Linked DNA regions of Homo sapiens: region 2 is linked to region 1. A link is an interaction called in ENCODE POLR2A ChIA-PET data of the cell type or tissue named here. Cell type or tissue: GM12878. All regions are shown on one strand. Each heading gives the region's core, and the rest is flanking DNA. Links, peaks and the distances in the headings are about the cores only.

Region 1 (5,371 bases), core at 100-5,099:
GCATGGGCCTGTGATCCCAGCTACTTAGGAGGCTGAGGCAAGAGGATCGGTTGGGCCCAGAAGGTTGAAGCTATAGTGAGCCATGGACTCTAGCCTGGGTGACAGTGAGACCCTGTCTCAAAAAAAACAAAACAAGTAAAAATGAGATTTCACAATCAGTCTGGATTTCTGGACAGTTCCTTCATGTGTGGAAGCAGGCCCAATCAGCATGTGTTCTCCAGGGACCACGTCACCCCCCTGAGGCAGTGTCTCAGTCAGTATGCATCATTTAACGGATGGTCCTTCCTTTCCCAACCTAATAAAATTAGACATAAAGATTACTTTGGTTAGACTTTCTTTTTTTTTTTTTTAAATGACATGGAGTCTCACTCTGTTGCCAGGCTGGAGTGCAGTGGTGCAGTCTCAACTCACTGCAACCTCTGCCTCCTGGGTTCAAGTGATTCTCCTGCCTCAGCCTCCCGAGTAGCTGGGACAACAGGCGTGCGCCACCACGCCCAGGTAATTTTTGTATTTTTAGTAGAGACGTGGTTTCACCGTGTTGGCCAGGCTGGTCTCAGTCTCTTGACTTAATGATCCCCCGACCTGGGCCTCCCAAAGTGCTGGGATTACAGGCGTGAGCCACGGCACCAGCCTACTTTGGTTAGACTTTCACTATGTCAGCTCTGCAGATTCATCTCATTACATTTCAAGGGCTTTGATTACCTTTGAGTATTAGGTTGAAAGCTTCTCTGTGCTTGATTGAACATTGTGATGATGTTGATTGGGTCATGTCAGATTTAGACAGTGTTGTGTTTAAGATAAATGTTTAATGGCTCTTAGCAGTGTTCATGCCTCCCCTTTTCCCCTGATACTTTAAAAACAGAATATACAGAAAAGGGGAGTTGGGTGAAGAATCACCATATTCTCATTACCAGAGTAGTGTCTACCAGCTGTTTTCACATTTTTCTGTTTCCTTCTGTCCTTGGAATCCTTTTTTTAGATCCTTGTAATACTAGTAAAGATATTCCACTCTGTGTTGTAAGCATTTTTCCATTTTGCTCCATGGTCTTCATAATGCCCTGTGGTCCTTTATTAAGGGGATGCACCATGTAGAGGTGAAAGGCTTTCCTTGACTTGGCCACCATTTCTGTATTTTCCTTAGAGGAGGAGGTTTCCAACATTTCTTTTTTAGAGACAGAGTCTCGTTCTGACACGCAGGCAGGAGTGCAGTGGCATGATAACAGCTCACTGCAGCCTTGAACTCCTGGGCTCAAGTTATCCTCCCACCTCAGCTTCCTGAGTAGCTAGGACTACAGGTGCCTGCCACCACACCCAGCTAATTTTTTTTTTATTTTTTTTATTTTTTTTAGTTTTTTTGTATAGATGGGGTCTTTCTGTGTTGCTCAGGTTGGTCTTGAACTCCTGGCCTCAAGTGATCCTCATGTCTCAGCCACCACAAGGTGGCTGGGATTACAGGCAGTGACCACCGCACCTGGCCTGTTCCCAACATTTCATTTTGGCAAATTAAGCTGTGGGGAAATCTCTGAGCATTTTCTTTCCCTTTTAGATCGTTTCCTTAGAAGAAAATTCTGTGTGGCTCATTATTGGCTAAAAGAGCATCCTTAAAAGATTTCTTAAACATTTTGCCAAGTAGCTTTCCAATAATTTTGTGCCATCCTCTGCTGCTAAAGAAATAAGAGGATATCCAAGGTCCCTTTAAATATATATGACCAGGTTAGGTGGCTCACGCCTGTAATCCCAGCACTTTGGGAGGCCAGGGTGGGAGGATCGCTTGAACCCAGGACTTGGACACCAGTGTAGGCAATATAGTGAGACCCCTGTCTCTACAAAAAATAAAAAAATTAGCTGGGCATGGTGGCGCATATCTGTATTTCTAGCCACTTGGGAGGATCACTTGAGCCTGAGAGGTCAAGGGTATGATCATGCCAGCGTACTCCAGCCTGGGGCGATAGAGCAAGACCCTATCTCAAAAAAAAAAAAAAAAAGAAAGAAAAAAATCCAAAACCATGCACATCCCTAGATTGATTTTTAGCTATGGTGATTGCTTTTGTAGGCATTTCTAAAATCTGTGAGCCAGTGTGGTGGCTTACACCTGTAATCCCAGCACTTTGGGAAACTGAGGTGGGCAGATCACCTGAGGTCAGGAGTTCAAGACCAGCCTGGCCAGCATAGTGAAACCTCGTCTCTACTAAAAATACAAAAAATTAGCCAGGTGTGGTGGCGGGCGCCTGTAGTCCCAGCTACTTGGGAGGCTGAGGCAGAAGAATCGTTTGAACCCGGGAGGCAGAGGTTGCAGTGAGCCAAGATTGTGCCACTGCACTCCCACCTGGGTGACGGAGCGAGACTCCGCCTCAAAAGTAAATAAATAAATAAAATCTGTGAACTTATCGTTTACATTGCAACAAAGAGACCAATATCCGAGTTAAAGCAGGCATGCAGAACTCTGTGCTTCACTTCTCCTGGGTTCACGTATATTTATGGAGCATGCAGTAGAAATGCACAACTGAGCGGTTTTCCAAAAGTTTTTTCGCTAGGTTAGGCCTTTTCATTTCCTGCATGTTCCTGTCAAGAAACTGAAGTGGAAATTACCCTTAAAAAGTCCCACCAGCTGGGTTGAGTCAGAATCATGTCTTTTTCTGTTGAAATCTATTCCTTCTGGTGGAGAGTATGATTCTAAAATTAACGTTAAGCTAATTTAAAGCAACTGAATAGCTTGGAATGAACATGCCAAGCCTTCTCATTGTTTTATTTTTCAGATTGTTCCCAGATGGGGTAAAGTTATGGCTTAGGCAGTGGTACAGGAGACAACCAGGGCCCCTTTTTCCAGGAGCCCTTTGTCTGCCCGAGGCATTTGCTGGGTATAGTGGCCTAGTTTAGCAGGATTTAAGTGTGCATTCACCTTCATTCTTATGTGTGGTTTGCATTATTTAAGGAGTAGGGAGAATTTTTTTTCCAAAGCATGAGGTTCCAGTTAGACTAATATACTGTCAAATTGAGACCTCATGGTGTTAGTTACACGGCAGGGTATGACCACGACTTGCTGAGGAGCCAGCCTGGGTGTCGATCACTAGTGTGGCACATAATTGCTGTGGTGGTTGATCTGGGGCACAGCACTGCCTGTACCCTGTCTCCTGCCATCTGTCTTAAAAAAAATTTAAAAAATTTTTGTTTTCAGAGGTGAAATTTCATTTTGTTGCCCAGGCTTGGGTATGATCTTCTGGGCTCAAGTGATCCTCTCGCCTCAGCCTCCTGAGTAGCTGGGACTACAAGTGTGCGCCACTGTGCCGGGCTCCCACCCCCTCTTAAACTCACAGGCCAGGGATATGAAAGTCTGAAGAGTGGAGCTGGCTAGCTGGCACCAGATGCCGGGGCCATGCCTTGGTGTGTTTGGGGCAGTTCTAAGTACAAGGTTCTCGCCAGAGGAGCAATGGAAGGCCCCACAGACAATGTTTATGGAACAACCCCTCCTAGCCCCTTGCATTTGCAGGCCACTGTACGATTTGAAAAGACTTTGAGGGCTGGGTTCAGTGGCTCACGCCTATAATCCTATCACTTTGGGAGGCCAAGGCGCTTAAGCGCAGGAGTTTGAGACCAGCCTGAGCAACATGGTGAAACCCCGTCTCTACAAAATGTAAAAAAAAAATTAGCCGAGCATGGTGGTATATGCCTGTAGTCCCAGCTACTCAGGAGGCTGAGGTGGGAGGATCCCTTGAGCCCAGGAGGTGGAGGTTGCAGTGAGCTGAGATTGTACCACTGCACTCCAGCCTGGGTGACAGAGTGAGACCCTGTCTATAAAACAAAAACACTTTGGCATCTCCTCAATAATGTTTCAAGGTAGAAAGGGAAACTGGTGTTAGCTGCATTTTACACATGGGGAAATGGAAGCAAAGAGTAGTTTGGTAACTTGCTGTGGGTCAGAGTGAGTCAGCAGTGAACCTGAGACTTGAACGTGTTCATATCTTGTGTCTTTAAGGTCCGTGTACTTTCTGACTGACACAGGTGTTGTATATAAGTGTGGCACTTTGAATATTACTGTTGGGACATTTTAAAAATCAGGGTTCCCTAAACATCATTATAGGGACATTTTTTCATTATCCTGAGGTTTTGAAGGCTTGCTGGGGACATGGGGCATATCTGGGGAACCATCCCAGGTACAGACAGTGGTTGGAGACCTCCCTGCTGATCTTACCACACCCCTGTCATCTGAAGGTGCCTTATACAGCTGTACGAGTCTGGGTTTTTGCTGAGGATGTTTCCTGTGTGGGCCTCACCAGTATAATGGGGGTGGTTTTAGGGAGTACTTGGACAAGGCGTTAAACCAACTATTTGTTTTTTGTTTGTTTGTTTGTTTCTTAAAGACAGGGTCTTGCTCTGTTTTCCAGGCTGGAATACGGTGACACGATTCTAGCCCACTGCAGCCTCAGACTCCTGGGCACAAGTGATCCTCCCACCTCAGCCTCCTGAGTAGCTGGGACTAGAGGCACACACCACCATGCCCAGTTAATTTATTTTTATATTTTTTTGTAGAGTTAGGGTCTTTTCTTGTTGCCCAGGCTCAAATCAACTAAATTTTCATGTCTTTCAGTCTTTCTTGTTACTCAGAGGACAAAGTCTAGGTTTGGTGCTCATGTACCTTTTACACCTCTCCAGCACTTGCTACCCCTTTGAACTAAGAGAATTAGTCTCAGCAAACTTCCAGCTAAACTTTGACAGTATTACTTTGTTTTCATTATGTTCACTTTTGACTACCTTTTGTTGGTAAAGGCATACTGATTTTTTTTTATTTGAAGTAGTAATATGTATTCTCCATCTTAAATAGATTTTTTTTAAAGTAAATTTTATTAAAAGAAATGAGCGATAGCCTAGATGGTTTTGGAAATGGCAGAACTGGAAAAGGAGCTAAGGAATGACTGGGTTCAGGGAAACCCTGTGGCAGAGGTGGCCTGGTTCAAGCTGAATGAGGCAGATGGCACTGATCGCCAATGCCAGGAAGCTAGAGGAGGACGTCTGCTGAGGGATGGGCTGGTTTGAGCAGTGGGTGGTGGCAAGAAGGACGTTCCAATGGGCAGTGTTCTAGATCACAGCAGGCACAAGGGAGTGGTGTTTATTCTTGTTGTTTTTTCTTCCTCCAGAAACGGGCCTGAATTTGAAGCTAGGATCCGACAGAACGAGATCAACAACCCCAAGTTCAACTTTCTGAACCCCAATGACCCTTACCATGCCTACTACCGCCACAAGGTCAGCGAGTTCAAGGAAGGGAAGGCTCAGGAGCCGTCCGCCGCCATCCCCAAGGTCATGCAGCAGCAGCAGCAGACCACCCAGCAGCAGCTGCCCCAGAAGGTTTGGAGCCCAGTGCCCCCTTCACTTACGC
Region 2 (5,371 bases), core at 1-5,000, 930 kb after region 1:
GTAGAGACGGGGTTTCACTGTGTTAGCCAGGATGGTCTCGATCTCCTGACCTCGTGATCCGCCCGCCTGGGCCTCCCAAAGTGCTGGGATTACAGGCGTGAGCCACCGCGCCTGGCCTGGAGTTGTGTGGTTTTCTATAACATATAAAAACTACAGATAGGATTGGAAGGCTGTACTTGAAAGTCTCAATTTTGCGGGGGGGGGGGTGGGAGGGACAGGGAGACAGAGTCTTGCTCTGTCACCACGCTGGAGTGCTGTGGCTCAATCTTGGCTCACTGCAACCTCCGCCTCCTGGGTTCAAGTGATTCAGCCTCCCGAGTAGATGGGACTACAGGTGTGCACCACTGCGTCCAGCCTCAATTTTTTTTTTTTTTTTTTTTTTTACTTTGTCCTTAGCCACTGTCAAGGAATTGTCCTCCTTTTCAGAAGCGGGAAGCAGAATTCCTTCATCGATAGAGCATAGGAACTAAGCTCAGGTAGACCTGAGATGGTCTCCCAGCCCAGCCACTTACAAGCCATTTGACCTTGGGCAAATTATGCAACATCCCTGAGTCCTTTTCTCATTTTCTGTAAAATGGGATTCAAAGCAGTTATATTATTGACAAGATTAAATGAGGTAATGTGGGTGAAGCTCCTGCCTTTAATAGGGGCTCGGTAAATGATAGATTCTTAATAAATCTTAGAACCATCCTAGAAGCCTTGGCCATGTATCCAGGGTATCTTTGTTCCTGTGTAACTTCTTTTCTTTCATCTGTTGCCCAGAAGAACTATTGAGGTACACAGTAGATGCTCAGTAAATTTTTGTTGAATGAATGGCGGAGCTTCACTACTTTCTTTGTCCTATGGTCTTTTTTTTTTCTGAGACAAAGCAGGATTCTGTCTCCCAGGCTGAAGTGCAGTGGTGCTATCTTGGCTCACTGCAGCCTCCGTCTCCCGGGTTCCAGTGATTTTTCCGCCTCAGCCTCCTGAGTAACTGGGATTACAGGCACGCACCACCACGCCCAGCTAATTTTTTGTATTTTTAGTAGAGATGGGTTTCATCTGGTCTCGATCTCCTGACCTCAGGTGATCCACGTGCCTTGGCTGGGATTACAGGCATGAGCTATAGCACCTGGCCCTTATTGTCTTACAATAGTACTTTACACCGTGAGCTTTGCTCTAGGAGATGTCCTGAGAGAGCCTGTAAGAAATTTGGCCAGGTAGATTTGGGAACTGCTATAGATTCTAGCCCTTTCCACAGATGAATCATACATGTTACTGTTTTAGCAGCTTAGAGAAGTCATGGGGAGAAGTCTCCCTAGCCTTTTAAGCTTGGTATTTTCTAATCTCATTTGACTGTATAGGGTAACATCGTGCCTTGATGATGCTGTGATGAGGCTTCTAATGAGTTAATGTGTGCCAAGCATTTAGGACAGTGCTGAGCAAAGTGGGTCCCACAAAGGGGCTGCTGTAAGCCCGTCCATCCTTGTGCAGATATTTTTGTGGGAAAGATTTCTAGAAGAGGCACATTCAAAAATTTGATGGGATCAGGTGTGGTGGCTCACACCTGTAATCCCAGCACTTTGGGAGGCCGAGGCAGGAGGATTGGCTGAGCCCAGGAGTTTGAGACCAGCCTGGGCAACATGGTGAGATCCCATCTCTGAAGAAAAAAAAAAAAGTTGATAGATTCCTCAGAATTACTTTTCAAAATCTAATCTGCCATGATCTAAAGTTTGTTTCTCCAGGAAATAGATAAGCAGCTGTTTTCCTGTACCACATGTGTTCTGGATCCTTCTCCTCCTCCCTCTGCACCATAACTGAAGATGGGATGGAGCATAACTGAAAGTCACCCCTCTCTTCTCTCTCTTGCAGAAGCCTGGCTACAGATAAGGGACCAAAATGACTGACTCAAAATATTTCACCACGACCAAGAAAGGTATTACTTGTTTAATAATGGGCCTTGTCCTACGCTTTCTCTTCCTGTCCCTTCTGTTTTCCTCCTATGGCGGTAGGGAGTAGGGGTGGGAATGAAGGCCTGGAAACATGTGGCAGGAATGACCTAGAGCTTGTGGTAGATCTAGAAAATTGAACTGTTGATGATATAAGAAATTGACCACTCCTTTTAGAGCTCAGAAAGGGAAGAACATTAGCTCCAAGTGCTAAAATAATTATGTTTTTGTTTCCAGGGGAAAGAAGACACACAATCCTATCAGCATCCCCACAGCAGAGAGAGAGTGTGTGTGTGTGTGTGTATGTGTGTGTTTCCGTCCATGTACCTGTGTGTCCTTATCCAACGGCACATGTTTTTCTTTTTTTTGAGATGGAGTTTCACTCTTGTCGCCCAAGCTGGAGTGCAGTGGCGCGATCTTGGCTCACTGCAACCTCTGCCTCCCAGGTTCAAGTGATTCTCCTGCCTCAGTTTCTGGAATAGCTGGGATTACATGTGCCCGCCACTATGCCCAGCTAATTTATTTATTTATTTGAGACTGAGTTTTGCTCTTGTTGCCCAGGCACGAGTACAATGGCACCAATATTGGCTCACTGCAACCTCTGCCTCCTGGGTTCGAGCGATTCTTCTGCCTCAGCCTCCCAAGTCATGGGATTACAGGCATGCACCACCATGCCTGGCTAATTTTGTATTTTTGGTAGAGATGGCGTTTCTCCATACTTGTCAGGCTGGTCTCAAACTCCCAACCTCAGGTGATCCACCAGCCTCAGCCTCCCAAAGTGCTAGGATTACAGGTGTGAGCCACTGCACCTGGCAGTTTTTTGTATTTTTAGTAGAGATGGGGTTTCACCATGTTGGCCAGGCTGGTCTCAAACTCCTGACCTCAAGTGATCCACCCACCTTGGATTGAGTCTATTGAGTAGCTACACTGAAATTTGCTAAGCTAGGCTTATATCGTTGGATATTTTGGTTGTTTCTGCTTTTAAGGAAATGGAGGATGTTGTCGTAGCTGACAAATGTGCTTTGACCCTGTAAGCATCTTTCTGGCCAGCCCTTCCTTCCTCCCTCCTTCCTTCCAAGTGATACTGACACATGCCTGCCGACCAGATGAAAAGAGTCTGTTGTTGGATCAGCTGATCCAGGACCCGAAGTCTGCCCCTTATCAGGCATTTCATGTATTGGTCTAGCTGGTTTTTACTGAGAACCTACCATGTGCAGTGGAAGAGAAACAGAGCCTCTGACCTGGTGTTGCTCAAGGTTGAGCAGGGAAGACAGTCTGTAGAGTAGTAACCACACTGAAGTGTACTGGGTCCAGGGGGGACTGTGGGAGAGCTCTGGGTGGAGCTGGCCAGATCGATGGGGGATAGGAAGGGGAAGGAGTGAGTGCTGTGCCTGTGACACATTTGGGGAAAGGAAGGTAGTGGGCATGAGCTACCGAGGAGGGTGATACAAGAAGAGGTTAGAGCCAGGCACAGTGGCGCCCCAGGTGGTGGCTTGGGTGGGAGGATTACTTGCTTGAGCCCAGGAGTTCGAGTCTAGCCTGGGCAACTAATTGAAAAAAGAGAGAAAGCAATTGGAGAGGTACACAGGGATCAGTCTTGTGGGGCTTAGTGAGCCACAGGGTGAACGTAGTGCTGAGTGTATTGGAGTCCCAGGGGTGGGTTTTGTTGTTTGTTTGTTTTTTTTGAGACAGAGTCTCTGTCACCCAGGCTGGAGTGCAATGGGAAGATCTCTGCTCACTGCAGCCTCCTGGGTTCAAGCAATTCTCCCAAGTAGCTGGGACTACAGGCACGTGCCACTATGCCGAGCTAATTTTTTTATTTTGGGGTTGGGGTTTTTTAGTGGATTTCTTTTGGGAAGAGAGATGTGTGGACAGACATGCCTGGGTTCAATGCTCCAGCCAAAGAGACAAGGAAACAGGTTTAGGAAAGCAAAGTGAGTATCTTGGGTAGGCCCAAGCATAGGGATTGAGAGCATGGGCTTTGGAGCTAGCAGACCTGGTTTTGAGTTTCAGTCCTACCACCTGCTGGCATTGGGTTTACGTTACTGAGCCTCTCACAGCCTCCATTTGCTCACTGCGAAATGGAGGGAAATGCAGAGTTGTGAGGATGAAATAAGAAAATGTGTGGGAACAAGTTAGTATGGGACTGGGCTTAGAGAAGGGCTCAGGGGGGCTGGGCACGGTGGATCACGCCTGTAATCCCAGCACTTTGGGAGGCCAAGGCAGGTGGATCACCTGAGGTCAGGAGTTTAAGACCACCCAGGCCAACGTGGTGAAACCCCGTCTCTACTAAAAATACAAAAATTAGGAGGGTATGATGGTGCCCGCCTGTAGTTCCAGCTATCTGGGAGGTTGAGGCAGGAGAATTGCTTGAACCCGGGATGTGGAAGTTGTGGTGAGCCGAGATCGCACCGTTGCACTCCAGCCCGGGAGACAGAGTGAGACTTCGTCTCAAAAAAAAAAAAAAAAAAAAAAAAGCAAAAAACCATCTGCAGTGGCTCATGCCTGTAATCCCAAGGCTTTGGGAGGCTGAGGAGGGCAGACCACGAAGTCAGGATTTCAAGACCAGCCTGGCCAACATGGTGAAACCCCATCTCTACTAAAAATACAAAAATTAGCCAGGCATGACGGCACGTGCCTGTAGTCCCTGCTACCCGGTATGCTGAGGCAGGAGAATTGCTGGAACCCGGGAGGCAGAAGTTGCAGTGAGCTGAGATGGGGCCACTGCACTCCAGCCTGGGTGACAGAGCGAGACTCCATCTCAAAAAAAGAGAGAGAAGGGGTCAGGAAATGACATCTGCCCTCCTAACCTGTTATCAGGGTCCTGACTATCTGTCCATGGCAGGACCAGACAACCCTACTTCCTCATTTGTTTTTCTCACATCATGAAGTTCTTCAGAACAATTGATTTCATGCTTGAGCTCTCATGGAGCAGCTGAATTCCCATTTTCAGAGCTGAGCAACCACTTGTGTCTCAGGAAGTGAAATCCTGAGCAAGCTGTCTTAGAGGTTTGAGGAAAACAGGAAAGGCCTCCATGTGGGAATCCACAAATCCTGCTCTCACCCCGCAAGCCTTAAGTACTCAGGTTCTATTGCACTGAGCCTTTTAAGGGTCTTTTGTTGAGTGAGGGTAGCTGAGGACAGCTTTGCCTTCCACTGGGTTTTTAGCTCCCTGGCTGAGCAGAGCCTGCCATCATGTTTTTGATGCTTTTGTCTTCCTCAGAACCTTTGTAGCTTCCATGGTTCCTGTTGCTTCAATCCAGAGTGGCCTCTAAGTTTCTTTTTTTTTCTTTTCTTTTTTTTTTTTTTTGGAGAGAGGATCTCACTTTGTGTCACCCAGGCTGGAGTGTAGTGGTGTCATGGCTCATGGCAGCCTCGACCTCTGGCCTCAAACAATCCTCCAGCCTCAGCCTCCCGAGTAGCTGGGATTACAGGCTTGCACC

Evidence for each region. Peaks named below come from ENCODE experiments on the same cell type or tissue, not always from the same donor. Only the 100,000 strongest peaks of a DNase experiment are listed, where the experiment ranks them.
Region 2: POLR2A ChIA-PET joins it to region 1 with 8 read pairs; 4 of 35 experiments call an interaction of 5 or more read pairs at or near these places.

What each region holds. Positions count from the first base shown.
Region 1 is chr22:30,346,281-30,351,651 of GRCh38, reverse strand. SF3A1 (splicing factor 3a subunit 1) reads left to right here. Exons shown (of 16, transcript NM_005877.6): 3 at 5,133-5,340. Among named protein-coding and RNA genes, the nearest start is that of SF3A1, 7.9 kb to the left of the region's middle. In GM12878, for the core only: no CTCF peak of the experiment used is centred there; no DNase peak of the experiment used is centred there; H3K4me3 peaks cover 2,104 bases; H3K27ac peaks cover 2,934 bases.
Region 2 is chr22:29,419,669-29,425,039 of GRCh38, reverse strand. It overlaps a transcript of RFPL1 not described here. Among named protein-coding and RNA genes, the nearest start is that of RFPL1, 16 kb to the left of the region's middle. In GM12878, for the core only: no CTCF peak of the experiment used is centred there; no DNase peak of the experiment used is centred there.